Regions from separate parts of the Mus musculus genome. Here all the other regions are linked to region 1. A link is a loop called in an ENCODE intact Hi-C map of the cell type or tissue named here. Cell type or tissue: heart. All regions are shown on one strand. Each heading gives the region's core, and the rest is flanking DNA. Links, peaks and the distances in the headings are about the cores only. Region 1 overlaps Gm13010 (a long non-coding RNA gene). Region 2 overlaps Hspg2 (perlecan (heparan sulfate proteoglycan 2)). Region 3 holds the start of Ldlrad2 (low density lipoprotein receptor class A domain containing 2). Region 4 holds the start of Usp48 (ubiquitin specific peptidase 48).

What was found. A loop is a pair of places that touch in the nucleus more often than their neighbours do. Peaks named below come from ENCODE experiments on the same cell type or tissue, not always from the same donor. Only the 100,000 strongest peaks of a DNase experiment are listed, where the experiment ranks them.
Region 2: it touches region 1 in a loop (3-fold over the local background); 13 of 42 quality-filtered maps call a loop at or near these places.
Region 3: it touches region 1 in a loop (6-fold over the local background); 11 of 42 quality-filtered maps call a loop at or near these places.
Region 4: a loop joins it to region 1, with 3 times the contacts of the local background. A loop is called at or near these places in 4 of 42 quality-filtered maps.

The regions. Positions count from the first base shown.
Region 1 is chr4:137,439,656-137,447,536 of GRCm38, forward strand. All of the region lies in intron 1 of Gm13010 (a long non-coding RNA gene), which reads right to left. Among named protein-coding and RNA genes, the nearest start is that of 1700013G24Rik, 9.7 kb to the right of the region's middle. In heart, for the core only: CTCF peaks have their summits at 4,126 (motif pointing right) and 4,989 (motif pointing left); no DNase peak of the experiment used is centred there; H3K27ac peaks cover 251 bases.
Region 2 is chr4:137,498,027-137,505,907 of GRCm38, forward strand. It overlaps Hspg2 (perlecan (heparan sulfate proteoglycan 2)), which reads left to right. Exons shown (of 97, transcript NM_008305.3): 2 at 3,033-3,168; 3 at 4,250-4,294. Among named protein-coding and RNA genes, the nearest start is that of Hspg2, 33 kb to the left of the region's middle. In heart, for the core only: a CTCF peak has its summit at 3,510 (motif pointing left); DNase peaks (open chromatin) are centred at 3,085 and 4,335; H3K27ac peaks cover 1,178 bases.
Region 3 is chr4:137,573,653-137,581,533 of GRCm38, forward strand. It overlaps Ldlrad2 (low density lipoprotein receptor class A domain containing 2), which reads right to left and starts at 1,528. Exons shown (of 4, transcript NM_001033979.2): 1 at 1,411-1,528; 2 at 860-991; 3 at 1-15. The coding sequence starts at 917. In heart, for the core only: a CTCF peak has its summit at 4,715; a DNase peak (open chromatin) is centred at 4,769; H3K4me3 peaks cover 704 bases; H3K27ac peaks cover 350 bases; H3K27me3 peaks cover 1,608 bases.
Region 4 is chr4:137,590,429-137,598,309 of GRCm38, forward strand. It overlaps Usp48 (ubiquitin specific peptidase 48), which reads left to right and starts at 3,744. Exons shown (of 27, transcript NM_001355588.1): 1 at 3,744-4,088. The coding sequence starts at 3,955. In heart, for the core only: no CTCF peak of the experiment used is centred there; DNase peaks (open chromatin) are centred at 3,303 and 3,683; H3K4me3 peaks cover 2,192 bases; H3K27ac peaks cover 1,900 bases.

The DNA of each region.
Region 1 (7,881 bases), core at 2,912-5,411:
TCCTGCCTATAACCCTACGCTGGGAAAACAGGAAGAGGACCAAGAACTGAAGGTGATTCTGAGCTTCTTGGTGACCTTGAGGCCATCCTGGGCCACATAAGACCCTGCCTCAAAAAATTAATAATAAACATTTGAAAAGAGGGGGGAAAGGAAGAGGAAGAGGAGGAGAAGGAGAAAAAGAAAGAGGAGGAAGAGGGGAAAAGATTTGCTGTGGGTTAAAGGTTTAGTGCCATCAAATCATAATCTGCCGTCCACTGTCTTGAGAGTATGACAAGAGACCTCATGGATCCTGGCTGGAATACGCAGTCAGGCAGAAGCGCTGACCTCATGGCTAAGAAACAAACGGAGAAGGAAGAGACAGGGGTCCCATTATCTTCTCTTGTGACACACCCTCAGTGATCCAAAAACTCCCCTGGCTCACTGGCGACCTCACAACTTAAAAGCTCTACCTCTTGGCCTGGAAAAATGGCCTAGCGGGTTAAGGTGCCACCAAGCCTGATGACCTGAGCTCACCCTGAAATCCACATGGTGGCAGGGAGAAGTGTTGCCTGAGAGCTGTCCTTGCTGTCCTCGATGTCCTCTGACCTCCAAACGTGAGCAGTAACACGCATGCCACACACACACACACACACACACACACACACTCCCATACATACACACACAAACACACACATACATACACACATGCACACACACAACCCCCACACACACCCCAATATACACACACACAAACATACCCATACATGCACACCCATACACACACACCCATACACACACACCCATACACACACACACAATCCCATATATATATACACACAAACACACACATATATACACACACATAAACTCCCAGCCCCCCCACACACACCAGTACACACACACACACACACACACAATGTGTAAACTGAAGTTTTAGCACATTCCCAACACCTTCTTTGTTTGCATTTAACATCCAAACCTAAGTATCCCAGAGCCTCAGGACGTACTCTTTATAAAAAAAAAAAAAAAAATTAAGGCTGGGAGTGGTGGCACACACCTTTAATCCCAGTACTCGGGAGGCAGAGACAGGCGGATTTCTGAGTTGGAGGCCAGCCTGGTCTACAAAGTGAGTTCCAGGACAGCCAGGGCTATACAGAGAAACCCTGTCTCGAAAAACCAAAATAATAATAATAATAATAATAATAATAATAATAATAATAATAATAAATGATGTATTTTTATTTCGTGTGTATTACTCTTTAGCATGCATGTACGTCTATGTGAGGGTGTCAGGTTCCCTGGAGTTGCAGTTGCAGACATCTGTGAGCTGCCATGTGGATGCTGGAAATTGAACATGGATTCTCTAGAAGAGCAGACAGTGCTCCTAACCATTGAGCTGTCTCTCCAGGCTGAGGATATACTCATATTTGGAAATTGTATTGGAGTGAACGTCTTAGGGTTGGGGCTCATCCAATATACTGGGACACAGAGACATACATAATAAGAAGGTAGCTGTCTATGCGTCATGGATAGAGACCAGTCACAGGTTCTTCGCTCCGAGGGCTCAGAAAGGACCAATCTTATGGAATGTCCTAGTTAGCTTTACTGCCAATTTGGCACAGCCTGGTGTCATCCGAGGTACAGTTCCCTAAAGGAGACTGGCCTATGGGCATCCCTCTCAGGGGGGTTGTTCGATTGTTAATAGATAAACGAGGGTCGCGCTCACTGTGACTGATACTATTCCTTGGACAGGTGGCCCTGGGCTGGAGAAGCAAGTTAGCTAAAGGGTTAGAAATCAGCTGAGGGATGGCTCAGCTGATAAAAGTTCTTGCTGCTCTTGCAGAGGATCCAGATTTTGTTCCCAGCGCCCTAGTGGCAGCTCACAGTCCCCTGTCATTCTAGTTCCAGGGAACCTGATGCCCTCTTCTGGCCTCTGAGGACATGTCATGCACATGGTATATTTACATACATTCAGGCTAAACACTCATACACATAAAAAAGAAAGAAAGAAAGAAAGAAAGAAAGAAAGAAAGAAAGAAAGAAAGAAAGAAAGAAAGAAAGAAAGAAAGAAAGAAAGAAAGAAAGAAAGAAAAACACTGCTGATCAGGAATACTGAGAAGCAGTGTTCCTCCATGGTCCCTGCTTCGAGCTCCTGCCTTGGCTTGCGTCAGTGACAGACTATAACCTGTGAGCTGAAATAAACTCTTTCCTTCCGGAAGTTGCTTTTAGTCAGAGTAGCTGTGTTTGTTTGTTTGTTTGTTTGTTGTAATCTTTTGAGGCAGGGTCTTACTCTGTAGCCCGGGCTGGACTGGAACTCATAGACCAGGCTGGCCCGAAACTTACGGAGATCATCTGTGTGCCTCTGCTGGCTAAGCACCAGAGTTGACGATGTGCCAGGCCCAGCTTGGTCACAGTGTTTTGTCAGAGCAATGGACAAAATGAAACTAGGTTAGGGACAACAAGATGCCACTTTGCCTTTCTATGTCTGGTCTCTGGGTCAGCAAGAAAAACAATCTACAGTTGTGGCAACATCATTGTCCAATGTCTTGGCTCACACCTGACATCCCAGCGTTTGGAAGATGGAGGCAGGCATCAGATCCCATTATAGGTGATTGTGAGCCACCATGTGGTTGCTGGGAATTGAACTCAGGACCTCTAGGAAGAGCAGTCGATGCTCTTAACCGCTGAGCCATCTCTCCAGCCCAAGATTTAAAATGTTTAATGTGTATTTGTCTGTGCTGAGTGTGTGCCATGGATGCATGGATGCCTGTGGAGGCCAGAAGAGGGCTGGAGCTACAGGTGATTGCGAGCTTCCCCCCATGAATGCTGGAGACAAAGGCCAGCTTACAGCAAGCACTCTTCACTGCTGAGGCATCTCTCCACCCCCAAAGCATCATTTTTTTTAAATTATTGTTTTTATTTTGTATGTGTGCAGGCAAAGCATGCATGTTTACAGTCCATGCGGGCTGAAAGGGACTATTAGATTCCCTGAACCCGGAGTTATAGATGGTTGTGTGCTGCCACGTGGTTGCTGGGAATTGAACCCAGGTCCTCTGGAAGAACAGCCAGTGCTCTCAGTCACTCAGCCGTCTCTCCAGCTCTAGAAGCAATATTATTCTTGGCTACATATTCAGGTTGAGGCCAGCTTCAAAACAAAAACTTTAAAAAGCCACAAAAAATCCCACAAAAAAACAACATTAAGAAAAAAAAATCACAATGGACCATGGAAAAGAGCTGATTGGAAAACAGCTGTAGGAGAAGCAAGTCGAGCATCCTAGGGGAAACAAGATTCAGCAGGAGCTCCAGGTGTCCAGGGTCAAAGCAGTTAAGGGCAGATGAGCCAGGGTTGGAGCAATGGCTCGCTGGTTAAGAGCACCCACGCAGCAGCTCATGGGCTGTAACTCCAGTTCCAGGGCCTCTGAGTCCGTTTCTGGCTTCACCACATGCAAGTGGTGCATGGACATACGTGCAAGAAACACACACAAACATATATGTATATACACATATACATACATGTGTATATATATGTATATGTGTATATATGCATATATATACATATATATGTATATATATATACATACACACACACACACACACACACACACACACACACACATATATATATATAATGTTTAGGGCAGAGTGAGGATGAGGGAGCTTTTGAGAAAGACAGATCCTGGGACTAACCAAGGAAAGGCCTGACTGTGTCCCAGGTCACAGCCACTGCATGAAGCCTCGGTGTATATTCAGTGACTAGCCACAGAGCACACATGCATGATGCTTCAGGATACGGCCACGCATTGATTCCCACCAGCTCTGCACACGCTCACACTCCTGGAGAGTGCCATATTGGTTTTTGATTGGTTGGTTGTTTTGTTTAGTTTTGAGACAGAGTCTCGGTCATTAATAACTACATAGCCCAGGCTAGTCTTACACTCACTTGTCTGCCATAGTCCACTTTGGCCGTCAGCAAGTGTATTCCCATTGCATTTTTACTCTGCCCTTTAGCTGAGATGCTAAGCATTTTCTACAAGAGCCCCGTTCTTAGATATCCCTAAGGTGGACTTGAGGGTAGACATTGCAGGGGAAGTGGAGCATCTTCTTTGGAAAGGGCATCTGGGATTATCCAGCTCCAATGTAATTACCAAGTGACCAGCAGGGGGTGCCCAAGAGCCACAGTCGTCTCCAGGAATTTTCAACTGGCTTGCTTTCTGTAAGGTGTTCCAGGGAGATAAAAGGTATCCCAACTTACTCATGGAGGGTAAATTGAGTTAGGTGTGGTGGTGTACACCTGTGATGTCAGCACTTGGGGCAGAGGGGTGGAGGCAGAAAGATCGGAAGTTAAAGGTCATCCTGCTTACGTAGGGAATTGGCGGACAACCTGAGCTACACGAGACCCTGTCTCAAAACGTAAACAAAGACAGTGCGCATCAATGATTGGAAGCAGCTTGAATACATATGGCAGAGGGCTGGGTTGTGGTACCCATGGCGAGCGCAGCACTAAACACTTCAACTGGCTCAGCTAGAGGCACCTGTATGGTTACAGCCACTTTGCAGAAGTATTCCACAGAACATGAAAACAAATTACTGAGCAATGCACCCCGTAAATGTCAAAATACAGGGGGCATTTGCATACATGCGAATCAGTGCTGTGCCGAGTATAGCAAGGGGAGGGATGGGATAAATAAATATGCATAAGGAGATAATCAAAGATGGAGAGATGGCTCAGTGGTTAAGAGCACTGACTGCTCTTCCAGAGGTCCTGAGTTCAATTTCCAGCAACCACATGGTGGCTCATAACCATCTGTAATGGGACCTGACACCCTCTTCTGGTATAGCTGAAGACAGCGACAGTGTACTCACATACATAAAATAAATCTTAAAAAAAGGGGGGGGGGCTGGAGAGATGGCTCAGTGGTTAAGAGCACTGACTGCTGTTCCGAAGGTCCTGAGTTCAAATCCCAGCAACCACATGGTGGCTCACAACCATTCGTAATGGGATCTGATGCCCTCTTCTGGTGTGTCTGAAGACAGCTACAAAGTACTCATATACATAAAATAAATAAATCTTTAAAAAAAAAAAAAAACAGGTGATGCCAGCCAAAAAGGAGGGGAGGGAATGGGGTTGGCCAGGGCTGCAGACAGCTACTGTATCTAGAAGCTGAACTTGTTTTGAGTCCTTCAAAATGAAACAGGAAGGGAACTAAACAGACCTTTGCTGTTTAGAACCCTACATCAACCTTGACTAGGGAGCAGGATGAGGCTCAGGGAGGCAGGGAGATGAGGGGAAGCCCCCCACCCACCTCTTAAGAAGCAGAGATGAGAACATACCCAGGTAGCCTGACCCAGCAGCCTTCCATGGCAAACAGGATGATTTAGTGTTTGTTGAGTGGCTGATGGGGCGTACAGGGCTAAAGAAGGCACTGAGGGGACCTCAGAACTTAGGCCCAGGCCAAGCCTGAGGCAGGCTTCCGGTCTTTAGCTATGTTCTCTGAACTCTCCTGGTGGATGGTCAGGTTGGGACAAGGCTTCTGATTCAAGAAGTGGAACCTTGGAGCCAGCAAGTTGAGATCCCAGCCTCCCTGACGGGGAACCTTACCACAGACTCCCAGCTCATCGGCAGTGGCTGTTTTCCAGGACATGGCTTGGCAGCCATTCATTCTGTCTTTCCTACATGCTAACATCTGTACTGGACACTGGGGATGCAGGAGTACCGCCCAAGGCCTCAGTGGCTCTCAGCAGGACACACCATTGTAAGTGTGGCAGGAAGAAAGCAAACTCTATCTATGTTGAAGGTGCCAGTGCCCAAGAATCATGCGTTGGACACTTATGAATCCCCAAATTCATATGTTGCTGTTCGGAGGTCAGACCATTGGACGGTCATTGGGATTGGGTGAGGTTGTCGGGCAGTGGTAGGGCACAACTTTAGTCCCAGCACTCAGAAGGCAGAGGCAGGTTTGGATCTCTGAGTTACAGGCCAACCTGCTCTACAGAGCAAGTTTCAGGACAGTTAGGGCCACACAGAAAACAAAACACGCACACCACCATACCCAGTTTTGATCTTCCTTTAATTAAAGTTGTGAGGACTGGAGACGCTGCTCAGTGGGTGGAGAGCTTGCCTAACATGGCGTGAAGTCCCAGGTTCAATCCCCAGCTTTTCATAAAACTGGACGTGGTGATGCACACCTCAAATCTCAGCATGTCAGAGGTGTTCAGGAGTTAAAGGTCATCCTTAGTTGCATAGCGACTTTAAAGCTAGCTGGGACATATGAGGCCTTGTCTCAAAACAAATAAGTAAACAAATAGGGCCTGGGAGATGGCTCTGAAAGTAAAGGCACTTTTCCTGCAAACCTTATGACCTGTGTTTCATCCCTGGAACCTATGTGGTAGAAAGTGAAACTGACTCAAGCGATCCTCTGACCTCCTCATTTGTACTGTGGGAGGCACATGCCTACCCACAACACACAAATGCACACACACACACACACACACACACGTTGCACACGCATACATGAAATAAATAGATAAGTGTAAATTAACATTTTTAATCTCATGAGACCTGGTCTCAAAAAACCAAAATAAAAGTGTCTATCTTCTGAGTGTTTCTTTTATGTATTCGTGTATTGTGCTGGCATACATATGTGTGCATCATACATGTGCATGCAGTGCCCACAGAGGCCAGAGAGGATATCAGATCTGCTGGAACTGGAGTTGCTGATGGTTATCATAAAGGGCTATGAGGATCGGGTTGTAGAGAGAGGTCAGGGTTTGCATATGCTCGGCCCAGGGAGCGGCACAATTAGAAGGTGTGGCCTTGTTGGAGTAGGTGTGTGTGTCACTGTGGATGTGGGCTTTAAGACTCTCATCCTAGCTGCCTGGAAGCCAGTATTCTGCTAGCAGTCTTCAGATGAAGATGTAGAACTCTCAGCTCCTCCTGTACCATGCCTGCCTGGATGCTGCCATGCTCCCATCTTGACATCTCTTCAGTCCCCATAATCAAGGTTTTAATAAAGGAAGGAAGGCAGGCGGGAAGGAGGGAAGAAAGAAAGAAAGAAAGAAAGAAAGAAAGAAAGAAAGAAAGAAAGAAAGAAAGAAAGAAAGAAAGAAAGAAAGAAAGGAAGAAAGGAAGGAAGAAGGAAAGAAAGAAAGAAAGAAAGAAAGAAGGAAAGAAAGAAGGAAAGAAAGAAAGAAAGAAAAAGAAAGGAAGGAAGGAAGGAAGGAAGAAGGAAAGAAAGAAAGAAAGAAAGAAAGAAAGAAAGAAAGAAAGAAAGAAAGAAAGAAAGAAAGAAAGAAAGAAAGAAAGACCAAATCTTGTGATATTTTAAGTTTCTGATCTTGTGCCACATTCCCAGCCATCCTGAGGTTCATGAAGCCCGTGAGCTGCAGACTGGACATACTGCAGACTCGGTTCCCAGTTATAAAGTGGGAATGAGAAAGAAATGAGCTGATGCATAAGACTTAGCATAGGGGGCTGGAGAGATGGCTCAGCGGTTAAGAGCACTGACTGCTCTCCTGAAGGTTCTGAGTTCAAATCCCAGCAACCACATGGTGGCTCACAACTTCCCATAATGAGATCTGATGACCTCTTCTGGGGTGTCTGAAGACAGCTACAGTCTACTTACATATAACAATAAATAAATCTTAAAAAAAAAAAAGACTTAGCATAGAACCCAGGATATGTGTGTGTGTGTGTGTGTGTGTGTGTGTGTGTGTGTGTGTGTGTTGTATATGCTTGTGCACATGTGTATGTGTGCACACTCATGTTTGTGTGAGTACATGCGTAGTCATAATTATTGTGGTTTTCCTAGCTGAGGAAACACAAGTTCAAAAGTGTGGTCATTTGGCCCGGGTCCCCTACTCCAGTGCTCTGCTGGCAACAGAATCTCAAAGGAAAGTCTTAAT
Region 2 (7,881 bases), core at 2,123-4,622, 58 kb after region 1:
TATTATACTGAAAGGGGACCTGAGGGGGACTCTCAGGGTCCTTAGCACTCACTGGTGAGAGGTTAGGTCTGCAGCCAGCTTCGGGAGGTCCTGGTGTGCAGGGAGCACTCTGTGAGCGAGTACTGGCTCTGCCTTGACTGTCCCAAGGAAAGGCTAGCCTGGCTAGCACTCAGACTCTTCTACCATCAGGTGTCCAGGCCCACTCTGCTTTTTTTCCAGAGCCTCTTTCCCTCTGGCTCCATTTCCCCTCCCAGATGTGAAACACAGCTGCCTTTGCATAGACAGCTTTTTTTTTTTTGCAAACGAACTCTCTGCCCCTGGCTGTCTTACCTCTCCCTGAGGGCCCTGGCTGCCCCTGTATGCTCCAATACTGGGGAGAGAGCTACAGGCGAGAGCAGCTGCCACCGTCAACCTGGTGTCTAGGGCTGGGGGCCTTCTGACTCAGAGCCCTGTGCCCTTGGCCTTCCTGCAGATGTGTGTTCCTGGCGTGTTTTTTCTTGTTGAATCTCACTTTGCTATTTCCTGTCCGGTTCCAGGCTACTCCCCCACCCCACCCCCTTCCTCTCTACAAGAAGCCCTGGATCTTGCTTAGCAGCAAGAGTTTCCTTTCCAGACAGCAGTGTCTAAGTGGTGCCAGGGATCTGTGCACCTTGTGCTTGGCCCCCATAGCTTTGCTCGAATGGGCACTGGGAGGGTGTGATCATAACACCGTGACTTTTCCTACCTGGAAAGGACCCAAGTATGCCCTTTCTCAAAGCTCCTGTGCCCCTGATCACTGTCCCTGCCCCAACTCTAGCCTCTTAGTCCCCTGGTGTCAATCAAGGCCTGCTCAAGGCTGACCCTCCAGACACCTCTATTCCCAGGCAGGGAAGAACAAGCCTCCAGTCTTGTTCTTAAGTGCGCCTCTCAGAATCTCATGGGTATGCACAGCTCTGTCAAACCTGCAATGAGAAGCTGCCTCCGGGGCTCTGAGAAGGAGCCAGAAATCTGTTTTTCACCTGCCCTTGGGGGGTGGGGGTGGGGTTGTGTTTTGGTGATGGTGGTACTTGGGACCAAACCCAGGGCTTTGCGCCCATGAGGAAGGCAGGTGTTCTATCAGCGAACTACTGAGATACACCCTAGACAGGACACTGGTTTCGAGGCGAGACCTCAATCAGGCCCCTGCTGGCCTTGAACTCATGACCTTCTTGATTTTGCCTCTTGAGTGCTGGTATTACAGGCATGTCATATGTTCTGCTACCACTCCTGGAGAGTCTGAGGTCACATACCTGCATGCATAGGGACATAGTCTGCAAGCCTTTGACTACCACTGTGGACAGGAATGAGCCCCTTATGTGGTCAGGAGATGAGAATCAGGTGGCAGCATGGCTCTTTGGCTATGAGGATCAGACAGTAGGTCACACCATGCTGTCAGGTGAGGGCAGTACAGCTCTTATCCAAGGCTCAGCAGCCGGACAAACACAAAGTGACCACGTGGTGCTCAGTCCCGGACACACACACACACACACACACACACACACACACACACACACACACACATATGATGGCTGTGCCTGGCAGTTAAAATGAGCCTCAGCTCCCGTGTGGATCAACTGGCAGCAGATAAGACAGACCCAGGGATTTTGTGTCTACTTATGGGAACAGGAACATAGGATGGGAGAGAGTGCCACATAGAGTGAAGGAGAGACCAGTGGTTTGCCCATAAGTGTGTGAGTGTGTGTGTGTGTTTGAGATAAGGTCTTAGGTAACCCACACTGACCTCCACTTGGCTGTGCAGCTAAGGTTGACCTCGAACTGATCCTCTTGCCCCTAGCCTAAGTGTTGGGATTATCGGTGTGAGCCGATACACCAGGCTAATTCTGCCTTTTTGTTACTGGGCAGTTAGAGGTGATGGCTAAGTAGATGTAAGGGATAACAAGAGTTGGTTCTAGAAACCAGACAGAAAAGGACATTGCAGCAGAAGGCCCTGGGGGACATGAACTGTATAGAATTGGGGTTTTCACAAGGAACTGTGTCCCTTTGACCAGACACCGGTGGCTGAGCCTCCGCAGTGCCTGAAGCCTTTTCACCAGAATTCTGGATTGTTCTGGGGTCATTGAATACCTGGGCCTGGGGCCTCCCAGCCTTTGGGTTCCCTGGATGTTTTCCTCTTAGTTACCTGGACAACGCCTTTGAAAACATCTAGATATTGTCCAAGTAGATGTAGGCATTCGCAGCCCAGAGCCATTTCTGGGGAAAGCCTGGATCATGGGTCCCTGGACCTCTTGCTTAGCCTTGTGCTGTGCCGCTGCCCCGAACCTCCCCCTCGCTTTCCCAGGACAGATGCCAGAGATGCACTTGAGCTTAGCATTAGCCTGAGGTCGTGGGGAGCTGATGTCTGTCTTGCCTCCGTTTAGACACAAGCATTTAGCTGCGGGGCTTTGCGTGTTCTGAGCAGTGGGATGATTTAGCTGCGGGGCTTTGCGTGTTCTGAGCAGTGGGATGAATTAGCTGCAGGGTTTTACGTGTTCTGAGCAGTGGAATGTGCTGCCTGTGACCAGGCTTGGACACCAGACCTGGTGGTGAAGGCCAAGGGCTTGAGGAGGGAGGAACTGTCACAGAAGTCTACATCAATTCTCTTGCTTCTGCCCTTGTCCCCTCCACACTTAAACTGGCCACTCCTCTACCTGCTCATGTCTTTCCAGGTTACCTAATGTCCCCTTGCCTACTCTCGTGTCCTGGGTGTCCCTTGCCTTCTCCAAAGACAATGAAGCCACCTTTTACCAAATGATCCTCGTTTTGCTGTCTGCTTTCTCCAAAGAGTCCTTGAGAATCTGCACATTAGGCTCTGAGTCCTCCTGGCGTTAGTGGATCTTTGGATAGCTGATTCACAAAAAGTGACTCCTCCTGGTTCTCTTAGCTGTGGTGAATATAGCAACTGTAGGGAGCAATTGGGATGGAATTTGGATCCCCTCTGAAATGAAGAGAAGGGAGGGCCTTAGAGTTTGGCGGTTAACAGGAGAGGGTAATTCATGGGCTGTCATCTCCCATAGGTGACGCATGGGCTGAGGGCCTACGATGGCCTTTCCCTCCCTGAGGACACAGAGACTGTCACAGCGAGCCGGTATGGCTGGACCTACTCATACCTCTCTGATGATGAGGACCTGCTGGCAGATGATGCATCAGGAGGTGAGTCATGTGTTCCCCTACTAGGGATGGAGGGTTTCCAGGAACAGTTCTGGCTGTAGAAAGTCCTATGAAACTCACCCCAGATAGGATCTCAAGAGATGGTCCTACTTAATTCTTGAACTTGGGAGGTGGAGACAGAAGGATCAGGAGTTCCAGGCTAGCCTCCACTATACATGAGTTCGAGACCAGTCTGCCTTAAATGAGACCTTGTCTTAAAAACAACAACAAACCACAAAAGAACAACACATGTGGGGGCTGAAGAAGTGGCTCAGCGGTTAAGAGCACTGACTGCTCTTCCAGAGGTCCTGAGTTCAATTCCTTGCAACCACAAGGAGGCTCACAACCATCTGTCATGGGACCCGATGCCCTCTTCTGGTGTGTCTAAAAACAGCCATAGTGTACTCACATACATTAAATAAATAAATAAATAAATAAATAGACCTTATTTTAAGAACAACACATGCACAAAATAGATTAGGGCTAGCAAGATGGTGCAGTGGGTGCTTGCAGCCAAGTCTCACGACTTCTGTTCAATCTCTATAACTGGCATCGTAGAAGGAAGGACCCAGCTGGGACCTCCATGTGCTCACGGTGGCACACATGTGGTCACAGACATATACCCACTAGAAGAAACAAACAAAAAAAGATGTGTATGTGTATGTCCTGAACGCCTAGCCTCATGATCCCGGTATCGGCCCACCTCTCTGACCATAGGCTGGCCACCACTCCCCTCTGCAGCCTGGGGACAGCAGGACCAAATGGGAAAGTAGTTGACAGTTCACAGTAGGGGACACTTGTCATCCTCTCCACCTTATCTCCTCCTTGTCCCTATTTGTAAGTCAACCTGACCTGGCTCCTCTGCCCCGCCCATTGGACAGACGGTCCCTGGAATTTGGGACCTCAGGCCATACGCTATGATGGAGGCCTCCAAGCTAACTAGGCATGGGGTGTGGGTGGGGTAACTGTCCTGTGTTCTGTGTACACCCTTCACCACTGGGCCAGGAGCTTACAATGCCTGGTACCACGTTGGTGCTCAGTGAGTATTTGTTGTTGCTGAGTTAAGTCTCACTTTTTCTTGCAGATGGCCTCGGCAGCGGAGACGTGGGCAGCGGGGACTTCCAGATGGGTAAGTTGCTCAGGGGATCCCCAGAGCAGGCCTGTTGGTTGCAGAGGTCTCATCTTTTAGCAGAAGCCCCAAGGGACCTGTGGAGATGGTCCCCTTCCTGCCAAATGACACTTGTGTGAGCTGATGGGCCCTAAGCCTCCAGCCTCAGCTCTGCGCGGCTGGCTGCCCTTGGGGTGTGGCCAGCGGCTGGGCTTAGTCCCATCTGGGAGGCACAGGTGTATATCCCGATGCCCAAGGTCTTGATGTGTACGTAGCATATGAGCTCGCCCAGGACTGAAGCCCTTCCTATGTAGGCAGACCTCACTCTTCTCCTAACCTGCCTGTCAGTCTCTCCCCCCAGCTGGGGACCTGCTCTGGTGACTGCGTATTTCTCTACCCCCGTGGTAACTTCTATCCACTTTCTCCTTGACTCCTCAGCTCCATCTGTGCCACTGTCTCTTCCCTCTCCTGCTTTCTCTGTCCTCCCCATCTTTGCCACCGCCTAGACATTTCTCTGCTGTCTGCCTACTCTGGTTTCTGTGTGTCCCTTCCCCAGTGTCTCTGGTTGTCTGTCTCCTTTGCCGGCTCTGCTCTTCCTGTCATCGCTCTGCAGACCTCCCTCCCCACTCATCCTTGACATTCAGTCTTTCTCCCTGTGGTCCTCTGTCCAGCCCACCTTGGCCAAGAGCCACACAGGAGGTCAGAGGCGGCCCTCTCTGAACAGCCAAGTGGAGGCCGGTCCCTGGGCCTCGCCCAGCATGGCTCCAGATTGGAACATAGTGCTGGCGCCCTGCTGTTCCTCCTCTACTGGTGGTGCCCGGGATGCAGCCAGGCTCTCTGGAGTTGGGAGCAGCTTGTCTGAGCCTCTGTACAGGCTGGTGTGCTGTCCAGCTAAGGGCTCCCAACCTGGAGACTCAGCCCAGTCACGATGAGGACTCTGCTAAGCAGGAATGGATACTTGGAGCTGGGGTAGCCTCTAGAGGTTAGGGGTGCATGCCTCTCACTCACCAGGACTCAGGGCAGCATAATCTTCCTCCTCTCCAGCCTCTGATCTCAGTGAATGCTTTAGCTAGGGTCAGGAGGTCAGGTGGGGGAAGCCTGGTCAGGACAGATGCCCAGAGCACCCCCCCTATCCCCTCCCCCAGGCAGCCTTACAGGTCCAGCCATCTCAGTCTGGGTGGGGCCTCGGCACACGCTGCCTACCTACGTGGGGTGCTTGCCCTGCCTTGCCTCTGCCTTGGGACAAGGAGAGGGGTCAGGCTGGAGGACTCCAGCCCTTCCCAGGCCCTGGTAGAAAGGGGCTTTGTGACACTCTGACACTCTCCTCAGGAGTGGGCACATTCCTGGGCAGAGGCCTGGCCTCCTCACCCGAACTTGGACGTGGGCTGAGGCCAGGGGCCGGGGTGGGGGCTCTCAATGGGCCTCTGTACTTGCAGACAAGAAGCCTCTGTGGTGGAGCTCAGAGCCCCACACTCCACCCACAAGCTCCACCTACTCAGCACCCACGAGCCGGCCCCACCATTGGCTGCGGTTCAGAGCAGACACAAGCATGCCCTGACAGTATAGGGTCCACTCCTGCACCTGGCCCAGGGCCCCAGGAACCCTCTTCCATAGAGGGAGTACACCCTGGTTTGGGAGCTGTGCACCTCTAGGCCCAAAACAGAGAGAGTAAAGTACACCTCTCAACCCAGGATGTCACATACATCCTGACCGGATGTCACATGTGCACTTCAGTCTCAGGGCCTTGGCACTTGTCCGTTCCCATGTGCGTGATGTCTTCTCACAGACAGTGCCCGTGGCTCACCCCTTTCCTTCAAAGAGACTCCCTTCTTGGATCCCCATGGAAAACTGTACACTCCCACTCTAGCAGGCTCTCTCCCTAGCCCCCAATCCCTATAGTCCACACTTTCTTACCCATTTGATTTATTCTCCCCCCCCCCCAACTAGAAGATGCTCTCTCTGGGGATGGAAACTTGCATTTGATGAGTCTATTGCTGTACCCCTGCCGTAGAACACCACCTGGCACACAGTAGGCTGCACCCCTGCCCTAGAACATCACCCGGCACACAGTAGGGCATTCACGTTGCTTCTTACCTGAATCCTTTCCTGGTCTAGGGCTTGTCCAGAAGGTCTGAGTTAATAGCTATTGTCAACCGTGCTCCCTTGTTGTGCTCCAGGAACCATGTGGATCCTCACAGCAGCCCCTGGGATGGTCACTGTTGGCCTCCGGTTACAGATGCAACCTTAGAGCTCAGAAATGTCACAGGCCATCGTGGGCCATTCTGCTCCAGCAGTAGGGTCATTAACTAGTGAGCTGCCTTACCTCCACACGGTGACAAGCCGGGGAGTGTTCTGAGCACTGTGCAAACACTTCAGATTACCTGGTTTTTTTTTAATTTAAAGATTTATTTATTGTTATATGTAAGTATACTGTAGCTGTCTTCAGACACACCAGAAGAGGGCGTCAGACCTCATTATGGATGGTTGTGAGCCACCATGTGGTTGTTGGGATTTGTACTCAGGACCTTTGGAAGAGCAGTCAGTGCTCTGACTTGCTGAGCCATCTCTCCAGCCCCTGTAACCTGGTATTTATAACCTGTGCTGAAACTCACAAGTACACAAAAACATTCTGTACATGCTAGGGACTTCAGAAATGATTGGGAGGCTGAGTGTGGTGGCACGTGCCTTTGACCCCAGCATTCTGGAGGTCGGGGCAGGGGCATCAGAAGTTTGCACATCCTTAGATACATATTTTCCTTTCTTTCTTTCTTTTTTTTTTCCAAGACAGGGTTTCTCTGTGTATCCCTGGCTGTCCTGGAACTCACTCTGTAGACCAGGCTGGTCTCAAACTCAGAAATCCACCTGCCTCTGCCTCCCAAGTGCTGGGATTAAAGGCCACCACTGCCTGGCCCTTAGATACATATTGAATCATCCTTGGATATGTATTGAATTTGATCTTATTCTGGGCTACATGATACCCTAGCCGTCCTCCCCTTGCCGGAAAAAAAAAATTCATTGTTAACCTTGGCTACATATCAAGACTAGCCCAGAATCTGAGACCCTGTCTCAGACAGTGACAAACCGGCTGGAAAAAATGACTCTATTGAATAAAAGTACTTGCTGGACTAGGCATGGTGGCTCAGGCCTTTAATCCCAGCATGCAGGAAACAAAGGCAGCTGGATCACTGAGTTCGAGGCCAGGTTAGTCTACATAGTAAGTTCCAGGATAGCCAGGGCTACATATGAAACCCTGTCTCCAACTGTGTTTGTTTGTTTGTTTTGAGACAGGGTTTCTCTGTGTAGCCCTGGTTGTCCTGGAACTCACTCTGTAGACCAGGCTGGCCTCGAACTCAGAAATCCGTCTGCCTCTGCTTCCCAAGTGCTGGGATTAAAGTGGCTCCACTACTGCCCAATGAAACCCCTGTCTCCAAAACAAAACAATGCTTACTGCCTAAGCAAGAGACCCTGAGTTTAAATCCCCAACATTCATGTTTAAAAGGCTGTCATGGCTCCCAGGCCCTTTTGCCCCAGCTGTGACATGGTGACAGGTGTAGACCCAGGATCTCTAGAATTACTGGAGGCCAACCCAGCTTCAGGTTCAGTGAGAG
Region 3 (7,881 bases), core at 3,605-6,104, 130 kb after region 1:
GTACCAGAGAGGGACCTGTGAGCAGTAACAGCACACTGAGAGCTTCCCTTTCAGGGGACACTACGGTGTCCCTTACACCCCATGAGGGTTCTCTGACATCCTCAGTACCAGAAGAAGGGAAATGAGGGACAGAGTTGATAAAACATCTGGCCAAGGGGCTGGAGAGATGGCTCAGCGGTTAAGAACATTGACTGCTCTTCCGAAGGTCCTGAGTTCAAGTCCCAGCAACCACATGGTGGCTTACAACCATCAATACAGCTACAGTTTACTCATATACATAAAATAAATAAATAAATCTTCTTTAAAAAAAAAAAACATCTGGCCAAGGTCACACAGCCCGGAAGTGAAGTCTGGTCTACCCAGCAGGCTGGTAAGTGGGACATGGGACAGAGCAGTCTGGGGTGAGCAGCGTCCGAGCAGTAAGTGGCTCGCTCTAAGCAGAACACTTTAGTAATAGCACTTGCAGGTGAGGAGTCTGCAGGGTTAGATGTAATGACCCCATCCCCCACCGATGAGGGGACCGAGGAGTCACGAGGTCTGTTATTCACTTAACTATTGCTTCTCAAGCATCTGTCATAACCCAGAGGTTGTCATATGGACTGGAAGTGATGGCAGGTCCTCGGGTCCTGGGAAGCATCTCTCCCCAGGTCTCCGGGCACACGCCGGACTAGACGCTCCTCCCTCCGCTGCACTGACCCTCACTCTTGATCTCTAAAATGACCATTATTGTAGCCACGCTCCCTCCTGCTGTATGTTACCTCTCTACCCAGGCCCTGCCACCCCCAGAGATGAGCATTAGGGCCAGCCAGCCTCTCCACTTTAATATTCAAATGGGGTCCACGTGATCCCGATCACTGACCTCCACAGCTGGCTGGGGGACGGGAGTCCTGGTCACTGCCGTCGCCGCAGTTGTCCATGTTCCAGTCATCACATAGGAGGCTCCGGGGCACACATCTGCCATTCCGACAGCGGAAGTAGGTGCCGCAAGACCCTGGGGTAGAAAAGGGAAGCTGGGAGTAAGGATCCTAGACTAGATCCCACAACACTGTGGTCCCATGGTGAGAGAAATGGGGGACAGGACAAGGCTTCTGTCTGACAGCATGTTCATGGAATGTAGGTCTCCTGGAGAGATAACAGTATACAATCTTTAGGGGAGTCAACACAGTGAAAACTGGTTGTGGTGCTGGTGGCCATGGTGGCTTTGTGGTTAACACTTACTGAATTCATAAAATAGGTAGCCCAGGATGTCCTTGAACGTCTAGTACTGATGACCTTTGACCTCTGGTCCTATGACCTCTGCCTCCCTACTGCTGGGATTGCAGGTGTAAGTCACCACCTCTGTCTTAGTTAGAGTTTTACTGCTATGAATAGATACCATGACCAAGGCAGCTCTTATAAGGGCTGGCTTACAGATTCAGAGGTTCGGTCCATTATCATAAAGGTGGGAATACGGCACCATCCAGGCAGACATGGTGCAGGAGGAGCTGAGAGTTCTACATCTTCATTTGAAGGCTGCTAGCAGAATACTGACTTCTAGGCAGCTAGGATGAGGATCTTATAGCCCACACCCACAGTGACACACAAGGCCACATCTTCTACGCGTGCCACTCCCTGGGCTGAGCATATACAAACCATCACAATGTCCAATTCATGCAATGCTCAGGACCAAACTCAGGGTCTTCTTTGAGCTAGACAAGTCACATCCCAACACCTCTAATTTAATATTTTTAAATTATTTCTTTATTTCAAGGCAGGGTCTCCTGGTGTGATCTAGTCTAGAGTCAAGCACTTTATGCCCCTGATTCAGCTTCCAAGGATGGGATTCTAGGCATGGATAGTGTGTACTTTAACCCTGTGGAGCCATGGTAAGGAGACTAGAGCTGGGGGACGTTGGATCACCTGACCATGGCCACAGGGCTTATCATCTGGGTAAGAGAAAGGATGGATGTGAAGTTCACACAGTGGTGTGAGTGTGGGTCATGTGCCTATGACCTAGGATTCACAGTGGGGGCTGGAGAGATGGCTCAGTGGTTAAAAGCACTAACTGCTCTTCTGAAGGTCCTGAGTTCAATTCCCAGCACCCACATGGCAGCTCACGGCTGTCTGATGCCATCTTCTGGTGTGCAGAGTATATGCCGACAAAAGTATCCATATACATACATACATACATACACACATACATAGAATTGCAATAGTCCTGAGCATCCTTGGCAGACTCTGGCTCCTGCCTTTGCACTTACCACTGGTGACGCTACCATTCCCATTCTAAGTGGGAAATCTCCACTCAGGTGCTATTTTATCCTTCAGCTTACCCAGAACTGCAAGCCTCCTCTCTCCCATGGATGCTCATCCCAACTGAGAGCCCACTAAACCTCTTGTCCCTTCTGCTAGACACAGATCTATTTGTTTATTTGCTTCCCTGCCTTCCCTACCAGCAAGCCAGCACCAGAACACAGGGCCTTCTCTAGTGCTTGCTGCAGTATCCTTAGTGCCTGTCATATAGCACCTGGCACACAGCAGGTGCTCAATTAATGTTTATGAATGACCACACATGAGCGAAGGAATGAGACTCAGTATACAGAGTCTGGCAGACAGCTTGACTAATTCCATGCTGTGGGCAAAAGTTAGCTTTAGAGCCAGGTATGGTAGCTAACCAGTAATAGCAACATTTGGGAAGCAGAGACAGGAGGATCAAGAATTCAAAGATATCCTACATAGTAAGTTCAAGGATAGCCTGGGCTACATGAGACCCTGTCTCAAAAGATCAAGGAACTGGGCAAACTGTTCAGTGGGTAAAGTACTTTCTGTGCAAACATGAGGACCTGCGTTTGAATCCCCAGCACCCATGGAAACTCTGGGCACAGTGGTGTGTTCCTGTTATGCTGGAGGTAGGATGTGAGTCAGGCAGATACTGGAGACTTGGTAACCAGTAGTTTAGCAGAAATGGGGGTCTTAAAGTTCAGTAAGAGGCTCTCAAAAAAATAAGGTAGACTCCAGTAGGCAGAGGCACACCCCCGACATGGTAGGGGAAGAAACACCTCCTACCAGTTGGCCTCTGACCTCTGACATACACACCATTAGGGCATACTTCATATAGAGCCAGAGACTCAACAGGGAAGGGACAGCACCTCCCATCCTCTCCTCGACACCCACACACATGCACACGCATGTGCACGCACACACAGACGATTCTAGGGCAGACAAAGGTAGTTGAACCTGCCTGAAGGGCCAAGTGGCTAATAGCCAAGAGCCAGCCCACCATCTAATCCTCCAGGTCCTAAGGCAGTGCCAGAGGCCCCTAACCTTGGCATGCCTACAAGCCCCATGCTTAACTCTCTAGTCTGGAGACTCAGCCAGAAATAACCATGGAAAGCTAGAAAGCCTAGGCTCTTTCTGGGCTTTGAGAGCTAGCCTGCTCTCCCTTAGAGCAGTGATATCAGCACATGGTGGCTCCAGACCCGGGGCAACCTGCAAGGCTATGTACAGCCTTGAACTTGATCTGAATTGCAAGGCAGATTCAACACCTCAGCTTGAATCAGGCATAGTGTTGAAAACCTGTGATCTGAGACCTCTGGAGCAGAGGCAGAAGGATCTCTAGGTCAAAGCCAAGTTGGGCTACAGAGTTAGACCTTGGCTCAGAAAAAAAAAAAAAACAACAATAACAAAAATCAAACTGGGTGCATGCCTTTAATTCCAGAACTCAGGAAGCAGAGGCAGGAAGACCTCTGAGAGTTCAAGGACAGCCTGGTCTACAAAGCAAATGCCAGGACAGCCATTGCTACACAAAGAAACCCTGTCTCAAAAATAAATAAATAAATAAATAAATAAATAAATAAATAAATAAAGCAAGCCAGTCTCAACAAAATGGCTCAGAGGGTAAAAGCTGTGACAGACATGTGCTGTTTGAATGTCTTTTGCACACATGCACGCGCGCGCGCGCACACACACACACACAGAGCTCTAAGCCTCTGGTCGCAGCACACAGGTGGCTGAGGCAGGAGAATGGCTGTAAGCTCACGGACCCTGCCAAGAAAGAGAACCAAGAAACAAAGAAATCTGAAAACGCTGTACAGATTCGCAGAGAGACTGACTGGCGGTGAGCTGGCGGCCAGAGAGGGCTCAGAGTGGACCCTGCCTTGCCTAAGTGAGTTTTAGGGGAAAGTCCTAGTACAGGCCTTCAGCAAACCTGACAGGTTGGCCCAGACAGAGGGGCCAGTGCTCATATCTGGGTGTGAGGCGGTATTGAGTTCCAGCTGTGAGGTATGTGGCTGTTTAGGTGAGAAGACAGTGAGTGTGTGAAGCGTTTGTGCCAACATGAGTTTAATTGTGAGGGTCATACAGTTTGGGTGTGAACAGGTGTCTTGTGTGAACCTTGTTCAAGTGAACCTTGAAAGTGTGTGTCGGGGCTAGAAGGAGACAGGATTTGTAGATCTAGCTCTTTTCTCACTGGTTCCACAACCCTGTCCACGTCACCCACTGTTTCCTAACTGGGATCCCATTCCCCCGTTCCTGTCCTCTCCTGCTCTATCCCTCCTCACCTCTCCCTATCCATGAGCCCCAACCCACCCAGGTGGAAAGAGGTGACCTCGCCCAAAAAGTCCACCCGGGGTTGGCGGCCCCTAGTGACCAAGCGCAAGCCAAGCCAGGGCCCAGAGGACGTGAATGGGGCTGGAATGGTCAGGCCACAGATCGGAGGCCCCAGGGCCCGGGGCGCCTCTTGCGGGCCGTCGTAGAATTGCAGGTAGGAGCCCGGTGCGCACGGGTCGCGGGAGGATGCTTTGGTTGTTGGTGTGGCCGCAGTGGCCTGGGTGGCTGCGGTGATCCGGATGGCCGAGGACAGGCTGTAAACCAGAAAGAAGCGGAACTGGAAGCGCATCCTGTCTTCAGGGGCTGCAGCACGCAACCACAGAATGCAGTCAGTGTCCGGAGTCACGAAGTAGAACTTGCGTGAAGCCGAGTGCGAGCGCAGCTGCAGCGCGTCTTCCTGCCAGGTCTGTCCGCACAGGTCCGTCAGGTCCGCTGCGGGGAGAATGCAGGGGCGGAGTCATGCGGGATCACACACAAACACACACACAAACACACACACAAACACACACACACACATACACACATATACACACAGAGAGAGAGAGAGAGAGAGAGAGGGAGAGAGAGAGAGAAGAGAGAGAGAATGAGAGAGTCCCGGGCCGCCCTTTCTACCTGATCCAGGAAATCGCGCTTCCTCAATAAGCCTCATCCTCAAAACAAGGATGCATTTTTGTGAACACATGATGACTTGATTCAAAGTCACAACTCCTAATTCAAAATCTCTGGACTTCAGCCCCTAGGGTGGTGGCATCTACCTGTAAAAACCAATATTCTTTTTTTTTTTTTTTTTTTTTTTTGGTTTTTGGTTTTTGGTTTTTGGTTTATCAAGACAGGGTTTCTCTGTATAGCCCTGGCTGTCCTGGAACTCAACTCACTTTGTAGGCCAGGCTGGCCTCGAACTCAAAAATCCGCCTGCCTCTGCCTCCCAAGTGCTAGGATTAAAAACCAATATTCTTGAAGACAAGAAGAAGCACGGTGGGGCCGGTCTACAGAGTGAGGTCCAGGACAGACAGGGCTATACAGAGCAACCCTGTCTGGAAAAGCCAAAAAAGAAGAAGAAGAAGAAGAAGAAGAAGAAGAAGAAGAAGAAGAAGAAGAAGAAGAAGAAGAAGAGGAGGAGGAGGAGGAGGAGGAGGAGGAGGAGGAGGAGGAGGAGCAGCAGCAGCAGCAGCAGCAGCAGCAGCAGCAGCAGCACGGTGAGTCAGGGCTAATCAGGGTTACAAATCTAGAAAGTGTCTCAAAAGGGAAAACTATAATAAAATAATCAGGCCTGGCTATGCACACCTTTCATCCCTGGACCCTGGAGGAGGCACAGGGATCTCTGTGAGTTCAAGGCCAGCTCTGGTCTTTAGAGTGAATTCCAGGACAGCCAGGACTCTACAAAATGAGATTCTGTCTCAAAAAATGTGAGAAGGGGGTGGGATTGGGACAGGGAGAGAGAAAATGTAAATATGGTTTTTAGGTGGTAGTACTCTGATCCCAACACTTGGGAGGTAGAGGCAGGAGGATCAGGCCGCTCAGCTGCACAGTAAGTTCAAGGCCAGCTGAGATACCTGAGACTCCTGTCTCAGTAAAAGGGTCAGGAGATGATGATGTATACACAGTATTATTTCCGAGGCAGTTGCAGAATCTGCAGACCTCTCTAAGATCAGATACTACCCCAAGGACTGCTGTGTTCACCACAGGAAGGACCAACAGAAACAGTCAAGCTGGCCAGATGTAGCAGCCAGAAGAACAAATGTCTCCCGTCAAATTGGATCTTGTGGTCAAGATAAAAAACAAATGTTACTTTCCCAAGTATTTTGTAGGCTGAGATTGCAACAGAAAAACTCATGGATATCTAAGTTTCCCATCTGAGTTTGCTCAGAACTTATTGAATTACTGAAGTGTCAGACACCCTCTCCCCTGCCCTCGGGTATCTCGTGTGAGGATGGGGTGGATACAATTGGGAGCCTGCCCATCCTTCTCCCATTCTCTATGTCTCCTTGCTAAAGGAGATCCTAATTGCATCCCTGTGTTCTGGGGATTAGTATGTGACCCAGTTCTGACCTATAAGATTTAAAAAGAGGTCTGCTGGGAGTTTTGGGGGAATAGTTTTCCTCCCTGCTTTAAAGAACGGGGGATGGTACTGGAGAGATTGCTCAGTGGTTAAGAGCAGTAACTGCTCTTCTTGAGGTCCTGAGTTTAATTCTCAGTGGCTCATAACCATCTGTAGTGGGATCTGATGCCCTCTTCTGGTGTGTCTGAAGACAGCTACAGTGTATTCATTTTAAAAAAAAAAAAAAAAGGCTGGTGGTGGCTCATACCTTTGATCCCAGCACTGGGGAGGCAGAGGCAGTCGGATCAGTTCTAGGACAGGACAGCTAGGACTACATGAAGAAACCCTGTCTTCAAAAACCAAAAACTAAAACTAACTAACTAAATAAATAAAAAAGTATAATGGCACACACATTTAATTTCAGCACTCAGAAGACAGAAGGAGGAGTATCTCCCAAAGTTTAAGACTATCTACAGTGCATATCAAGGCCTTACTCAACATATAAACAATAGTAAATGATGATGATGATGATGACGAAGATGATGACGATGATGACAACAACCAAGCAGGAGTTGCTGGGAGTGGGGGCTGCAGTCCTGTAATCCCAGCAAAAAAAGATTAAAACCACAAGACCTGCCTGACCTATAGATTGTGTTCAACAGCAGCCTTTAAAAATTTTTTTTATTTAATTTTTTTTTTCAAGACAGGGTTTGGTAGCATTGACTGTCATGGAACTCTGAAGACCAGGCTGGCCTGGAACTCAGAGATCTGCCTGCCTCTGCCTCTGAGATCAAAGGTGCGCACTATCACTGCCCAGTTGGTACTTTTCTCACCAGCAGGCTGGGGATGTAGCTCAGAGGCAGAATGTGTATGGAACCCGTGTGAGGCTGTAGGTTCAGCATCCAGTTTTGTAAAAAATTAAAGATGGAGAGGTCTAGGCAGGAAGCTTCTTTTCCTTCCGGCTTCTAACAGTCATTGACCCAGAAAGGGATGAAGTCAGGAGCCACAGCAACCCTCTTGCAAGGAAGGGGTTATGACACAATTTAGCTGCGGGAGTAACCATCCCTGGTATCACGTATGGCTATTGTTAAGGATAAAAATAAAGCCCTAGATTTCACAAGCACTATTCACTTTGAAATCGGTTCCATTTGTTTGATTGTTTGAGATGGAAATTCATGTCCCTCTGGCTGGCTTCAAACTTGCAGAGATCCCCTGCCTCAGAGTCTGTGAGAGAACATGTGCCACCACTCCCCAAC
Region 4 (7,881 bases), core at 2,656-5,155, 150 kb after region 1:
ACATTGGGCTGGAAGGACAAGAGAATAGGTTCAGATAAGAATATTTACAGTGGGCTAGGACAAAGCTCAAGACAATAGAGCCGAGGAACGTATTTTATTCCTGGTATCTTGGTCTTCTGATAAACCCCTAGACACATTGCCTGCAGGACTTTGTTTATGGCCTTGTTTGTTCTTTTACTACTTCGTCTCTGCATTGTTTGTTCCTCATCTTTGATCTAAGAACTGACTTTACTCTTTGCATATACCTAGAATGGTATAAAAGCAGACTAGAAAAAAAAAATAAACCCTCTTCAGCTCCGCGCTGGCTGGAGTCATGTTATAATGTCTCTAATTGTCTTTTTCTTTTAAATCCTCCCTCCCTCGAGACCCTGATGATTGGCTGGCTTGGTCATATGTGTGTATGTGTGCATTATCTGCAGAGGCCATACTGATCCCCTGGAACTGGGGCCACAGGAAGTTGTGAGCCAGCCAGTGTAGGTGATGGGACCCAAACTCTGGTCCTCCAACTCTTTCTGTTGGGTCTTAAACAGTGGATAACTGAGGTGCCTACTCAATATCAAAGTGGGCTCCGGCTGCCAGTCTCCCTCAGCCCCTACCTGTTCCAGGGCCCTCATGGCTGGCACATCCTGCCACCTACCCTGAACTCTCCAGCCCAAGGCCTGGGCTGCTATTCCTCCAGCTTCTCCGATTCCTTTATAACCCGGCTATTTCGGCTCTGCCAGGTTTTGGCTCATGGCCACTGCTCTTGGCTTCTGGCTCTCCTCCCTCCTTGCCACCTTCCCTGTCTCCTCACATGGCCCAGTTCACTCTGCTTACCCAGTTTACTCTGGACTGTTGTGGATGCCTCTGTCTCTGCTCTCCCTCATACCCACAAGATGCCTTCTCCTTCATCATCCCCAGCTGTCTCTTTTTCAGGTTTTCATTCACTCCTTTTTTTTTTAGGTTTATTTATTTTTATGTATATGAGTACACAGTAGCTGTCTTCAGACACACTAGAAGAGGGCATCCGATCCATTACAGATGGTTGTGAACACTGGAATTGCACTCAGGACCTCTGGAAGAGTAATCAGTGCTCTTTTTTTCTTTTCTTTTTTCTCTTTCTTTTTTTTGTTTTTGTTTTTTTGTTTGTTTGTTTGTTTTTGTTTTTTCGAGACAGGGTTTCTCTGTATAGCCCTGGCTGTCCTGGAACTCACCTGGAACTCACAAGACCAGGCTGGCCTTGAACTCAGAAATCTGCCTGCCTCTGCTTCCCTACTGCTGGGATTAAAGGCATGCTCCACCATGCCCGGCTGTAATCAGTGTTCTTAACCGCCCCTCATTCCCTCCTTGAGAATCTCCCTTCTTGCTTCAGTAAATCTTGACTGCAGTTCCAGGTTACTTGGGGTCTGGTGGGGTGGGTTGAGGAGTAGATAAGGGAGGAATTAATCCTTGAATTCCCACAGGGCTTTTACATATTTAAATTTCTAATTACCCAAGGATGATAGCCTTGAACTCCTAATCCTCTTGCCTCTGACTCCTGGAATGTGCTGGAATGGCAGGATTGTAACCAGTTGGCTTTGCAGCAAGTCTCATGAGATTTCTGTGTTTAATGTTACCTTTGGCCCAGACTGAAGAGGATTCAAATCTCTCTCACCACTAGCCTTTGCCTTCCCCGTCCCTCACTCACAGCTAAACCACTGCTCTCAGCTGTCCCTGAGGATTTTCTTTCCTCTGTGATATTAGTCTGGAACGGTGCCTTTTTCTAACTTAAGAAAGTAGTTTGGGGGGCTGGTGAGATGGCTCAGCGGTTAAGAGCACCGACTGCTCTTCCACAGGTCCTGAGTTCAAATCCCAGCAACCACAAGGTGGCTCACAACCATCTGTAACAAGATCTGACACCTCTTCTGGTGTGTCTGAAGTCAGCTACAAAGTACTTATGTATAATAATAAATAAATGTTTGGGCAGGAGTGACCAGGGACTGAGCGAGTGGAGTTGACTGGAACAAGAAGAGGTCCTAAAAATTCAATTCCCAACAACCACATTAAGGCTCACAACCATCTATACAACTACAAGTATACTTGCATACATAAAAAAATGAATAAATAAATCTTAAAAACAAAAAGAAAGTAGTTCAACTTATTATGTGTGTTTTTGCAACAGGGTCTCACCATGTATGTAGCTCTGGCTGTCATGAAACTCACTAAACTCGCTGGGCGTGGTGGCGCACGCCTTTAATCCCATCACTGGGGAGGCAGAGGCAGGTGGATTTCTGAGATCAAGGCCGGCCTGGTCAACAAAGTGAGTTCCAGGACAGCTAGGGCTATACAGAGAAACCCTGTCTCCAAAAAACAAACAAACAAACAAACAAACAAACAACAAAAAAAGAAACTCACTAAATTAGCAAGGCTCTACCCTTCACCACCAGAGTACTGGGATTAAAGGTGGGCCCCACAAAACAAACAAACAACAAAAAAAGAAACTCACTAAATTTGCAAGGCTCTACCCTTCACCACCAGAGTACTGGGATTAAAGGTGGGCCCCACAACAGTGTTCAACTGTTAACCAGTGGTATAGGAATTCAGTGTTTATTTGTTTGACTTTTTTTTTTTTTCCTTCCAGGAGACGAGGTTTCTCTGTGTGGCCCTGGCTGTCCTGGAACTCACTCTGTAGACAAGGTTGGCCCACTAACTCAGAGATCTACCTGTCTCTGCCTCCTGAGATTAAAAGTGTGTGCCACCACCAACCAACTGGTGTAGGAATTCTTTAAGAAAGGAGGTGTATGTGTGTGTGTCCTGACTTAGAAGATTTTTGTGTTTTTTATTTTCAGCCTAAATTCAACCAAAGGACCAAATCTTGCTTCAGTAAATCTTGACTTCAGTTCAAGGTTACTTGGGGGCTGGTGGGGTGGGTTGAGGAGTAGATAAGGGAGGAATTAGTCCTTGAATTCCCACAGGGCTTTTACATATTTAAAGTCCTGGAATTTTCTCTCTTTAGCTGTAATAGCTCTTTTCTGTTACAAAACGCTGTGATTCAGTTTAGCCTTTTTTAGGTCTAAGGGGAAGTAGTTGCAAAAAGGAAATAATATCACAGCAGGGAGCTAGGGTGTACACTCCATAACGAATTAAGACGTCAAAGTGTTGACCCTCTGGTCAACAGCCTACAGCAAAGAACACGTCCCAGACCTGTGTATGCTTCTAAACAACCTGCAACTCAAAGACTGAGCCTATCACTTCGAAGACTACAAACCCCAGGATGCCTCGCGCTCCGCGAGTGGCAGAGCGCATTGCACGCTGGGATATGTAGTCCCGTTGTAGCATCCGCAAACCACATAACGCCTCGTGACGTCAGAAAGCACGGGCAAGGAGCCGGAACTCGCCCAGGCTCAAGTGAAATCCTCGATCCGACTGTGGCGTTCCGGCTGCCTCGGTTTCTGCTATTATCAGGTCCCACTCACAGTCCCGGTGGCCCTATGGTGTGCGTTGAGTACTCTATGGTGTAACTTTGTCACAGTAACAGGGGAAGTGTGGAAAGCAAGGGCAAGCTCTCGCTCGTCGGAGTAGACGACGGAGGCTGAAGCGTAGCTAGCTGCCTTCACCATGGCGGAAAAAAGACGTGGCGAGTCGCCTTTGGGCAGACGCTTGGCTTTCTTCCGCCAGTCGGATTACATGGGCTTTCGGCGCAGGGACTCCTGGGAGCACGCATGCGCAGACTGCGGCAGGGCGTACGCCTCCAACGTCCGCAGGCGCGGGGTCTGTCGGGTATCGGCGGCGGCGGCGGCGCTTTGCGGCTGGTCGTGCGAGCTGGGCGCGGGCGGGCGGGCGCGGCGGCCGTGGCGCGCGCAGGTGATTGACTGCTCTCCTGTCTGAGGGCAGCGCTGGGTTCTTTCGGCTGGCAGGGGCCCGTGCCCATTCGGGCGGAGACGGAGGCGGCGCCGGAGGCCACCGGGCTCGGCGAGTGCTACCTCGGTCAAGGCTATGGCTCCGCGGCTGCAGCTGGAGAAGGCGGCCTGGCGCTGGGCGGAGACGGTGCGGCCCGAGGAGGTGTCGCAGGAGCACATCGAGACCGCCTACCGCATCTGGCTGGAGCCTTGTATCCGAGGCGTGTGCAGGTGAGGTCCTCGCGTGGCCGAGGCGGGATCGGGGGACGGGGGACCGGGAACCAGGGCGATGCACGGTGTTACTGCATCTCCTTTCAGTTTGCACGACCCGGGAGCTACGCAGCCCCCGAAGTGATGCGGCTGCTGGGCTCGCATCCTGAAGATGGCGGTGGAGATAGTTGGAGATAGGGCTTAGTAAGTAACGCTGGAGTGTTGTTTGATCTTGGGCATAGCTGTGCGCTTTTCGCTTGTAAAAGGGGAACTTGCCGACAGCGAACTTCGTCGACATTGTATCTCCTGTCATTGCACGCTGAGAAGGCCTGATCACCTAAGTATCACTTGCAGAGAGCAGGTTTAGAAAACCCTTTGGTTAACCTACGTCATCGGTCCCCCGCTCTCATTGGCTGGCTCTCTTTGACCTATAGGTGTTTTCTTTTGGTCACCCTAACTCCACACCACTTTGCAGAGTAAAGTGTTTTTAGCTGTTTAAATTCTGCTCCCCCTTCGTGGCCCTTGGTTCTGATCTTTTTTTGCGTAGAGTGGTTTTCTTATCCCCACCTCGTAGCCTGCACCGGCCTGTGTTCAATCGAATTGATAAACCGAGGCATGCTCCATAGCTCCGTGTCATCGGGCGTGTAGGGAAAAGTGGAAGACGTGGAAGCCTTGGTTCCTGGCTTCAGAGCTGTGCCTCATTTGAGATATAATGTAAGTTAGGAAGTTTTCAAAAGTAAAGCGGGTGCATCTTTCTAAACTCTAGGTGTCTGCTCACAAGGACATTAAGACTCCTCGAAGTTCTGGAACGGCATCAATTTGTATAGTGTGGAATTGAAACAGCTTTACCGAGGCACTCATTTGAAGTGTATAGTTACAGTGCTGGTGGTTTAGCTTGAGAGTAGAGTGGTGGTTTTATGCTTGAGTCCCTTGGTTCAATTACCCGCACAGGGGATATAAAAGACAGAGTTAAGTCTGGGGCTGGAAAGATGGCTAATTAGTAAAGAGGGCTCAGGCTTCTCTTCAAAGGATCACAGTACCATTTGTTCTGAGAACCCACACCAGGTGCTTGATAACCACCTGTAACTCCAGCTCCAGAGCATGTGCAAAGCCTTCTTCCAGACACAGTGGGCACCTGAGCATTAGTGCACACACACACACACACACACACACACACACACACAAATGATCTGTTTTGATACTGTACAATTGCCAATATCCTTTTTTCTTTCTTTCTTTTTCAATTTTTTTCAATTTGTTTTTGTAGAGCTGGGGACTCTGGTGTTTTGTATGTTTGAGGATTTAGCCCGTGTTTACCTGGGACTTACAGTCCTTCGAGCTAGTAGGTGCTCAAACATGAGAGTCATGGGACCATAGACATGTGCCATTCATTGTTCTGTTGGTGCTGCAGCTCTAACCCAGAGCCCTGTGCAAACCCTACGGGTGTTGTATGAGCTACACTCCCAGCCTGTTCTAGTGGGTATGAAGTAGTATTTGGCGTCTGTGTGTTTATTGCCTCCTACTCTGAATAGATCCAGAATCCTGTAGATGATAGAGGCCAGTATTCTAGTACACAGATACCCTCTCAGTCCCCTTTTCTTGTTGGTTTGCATTTATCTAGTAACTGAGTTGAGAATCTTTTCGGGTTCACATTAGCCATTGTTTTTTCTTTTCTCTCTTTCTATTTTCTTTGTTGGAGACAGGGTTTCTCTGTATAACAGTTCTGGAACCTACTCTGTAGACTAGGTTGACCTCAAACTCATAGAGAAATGCCTGCCTCTGTCTCTTAAGCTGTGGGATGAATTGCATGCATATATCTGTCATAGTTCATGTAACTTTATCCATCTATCCACCCATCCATTTTGTTTTTTGAGACAGGGTTTCTCTCTGTAGCCCTGGCTGACTCTGTAGACCAGGCTAGCTTTAACTCACCTGCCTTTGGCTCCCAAGTGCTGTGATTAAAAACTTCAGCCCCCCCCCCCCCCACTGTAGTCTCTCTGTCTTTTGAATGCTTGGATTAAAGGCAGTTGCCGCCGCCACGCACAGCACCATCTTTCAGTTGATGGACTGTAGATTGTAGATTGTTTCTTTTTGCTTCTTATAAATTGCTCTCATGAACACATGTGTGTTGGGAAGGGAATTGTTGGGTCATGTGGCAATTGTCTTTAACAGTTTGAGCAGTATTTTTTTCCCTTAACATGTTTCACAGGCAGTATAGGAAGATTGTAATTTTAATTTATTACATTTTTAAATTTGTCTGTTTTATTGTGGTTTTGATTACATTTCCCTTTCCCTGATGTTAACTGTGGAATATCCTCCTCTTCCTTTTTTTTTTTTTTGTTTTTTGTTTTTTTTTTTGGTTTGGTTTGAGACAGGATTTCTCCGTATAACAAACCCTGGTAGTCTTGGACTCTAGATAGGCTGTCTTCAAACTCAGAGATCTGCTTGCCTCTGCCTCCTGAGTGCTGACAGTAAAGGTGTGCGCCACAATGCCTGGCTTGTTCATATATTTTCCTTAGAGAAATTATTTTTAGGGTTTTGTTTTGGAGACAGGGCTTCATAGAGCTAATGTTAGTCTCTGTGGCCAACAATGACCCTGAGTGTCTGTTCCTCCTGCCTCCTTCCTGAGTCTATATTGTGTCTGCTAAGTGCTGGGGTTAGTACCCAGGGGCTGCTGTATACTAGACACCCTCAAACCCACCCCACTCTCTCCCTCTTTTGGGGGGGGTATGGTGGAGGAGGGAAGAGAGGGCCTCATTACCTAGACCAGGTGGATCTGCCTGCCTCTGCCTCCCTTGGGAGCATGCCACCACACCCTGCCTCCAGGACTGTTTGCATTTCTGAAACTGTTTTGAAAAGCAGGGTTAAGAGCTATGGAGCTAAATATTCCAGATTCCTGGGTGTGCCTGGCTGGGTGGGTAGGTAAAGGTCAGTACTTGGAATTTTCACTCCTACCTGGTGGGCTCGATGCGTCCTGCTGGCCTCTTTTGTGTGGGTTTTTAGACCTTGGCTTAAACTGTCCTTGCATTTAGAGTGATTCTCCCTTTGCCTCTCCAGCAGGCCGCCTTACAGCCCACTTTTGGTATGAACTTCTCTTCTCACTATGTATGCATCATCCCTGGTCGGCCTGGAACTTGATGTGTAGACCAGGCTAGCCTTGAATTCAGAGATCCACCTGCCTCTCCAGTGTTAGGATTAAAGACCAGCACCACTGGACCACGTCATTATTAGTCTAGGAACTTTTGTGCTGCAAAGCCAGTGTAGACTTTCCTTCTTCCAGACTGCTGAGGGACACATGTGAAAGTGTCCCTAACCCTAGGCCACAGCCTGTTGTTGGGAGTTTTAGTTTTTGTGTTCTGAGACACAGTCTCCTTGTGCAGCCCACATTGACCTTGAGATTCTTGTGCCTCAGCCTTTTCTAAATTAACAAATGAATTAATTTGTGAGACAAAATGTAGGATTTTTTTGTTTGTTTGCTTTTGTTGTTTTGGGCTTTTTGAGACAGGGTTTCTCTGTGTGGTCTTGGCTGCCCTTGAACTTGCTCGGTAGATTAGGCTGCCCTGGAACTCACAGAAATCTGTCTGTTTAAATTCTTTGCCTCCTTTGCCTCCCCATGCTGGAATTAAAGTCCTGTGCCACTACCACCAGTTATATTCTTTAAAAGAAAGTTAGGGAAAATAGGTGGTGGGGTGAAGGTCCTGGAGAGATGGCTCAGTGGTTAAGAGAGCACTAGCTGCCTTTCCAAAGGACTTGGGTTCGAGTCCCAGCACCCACATGGCAACTCTTAACTGCCTGTATCTCCAGTTCCAGGGGA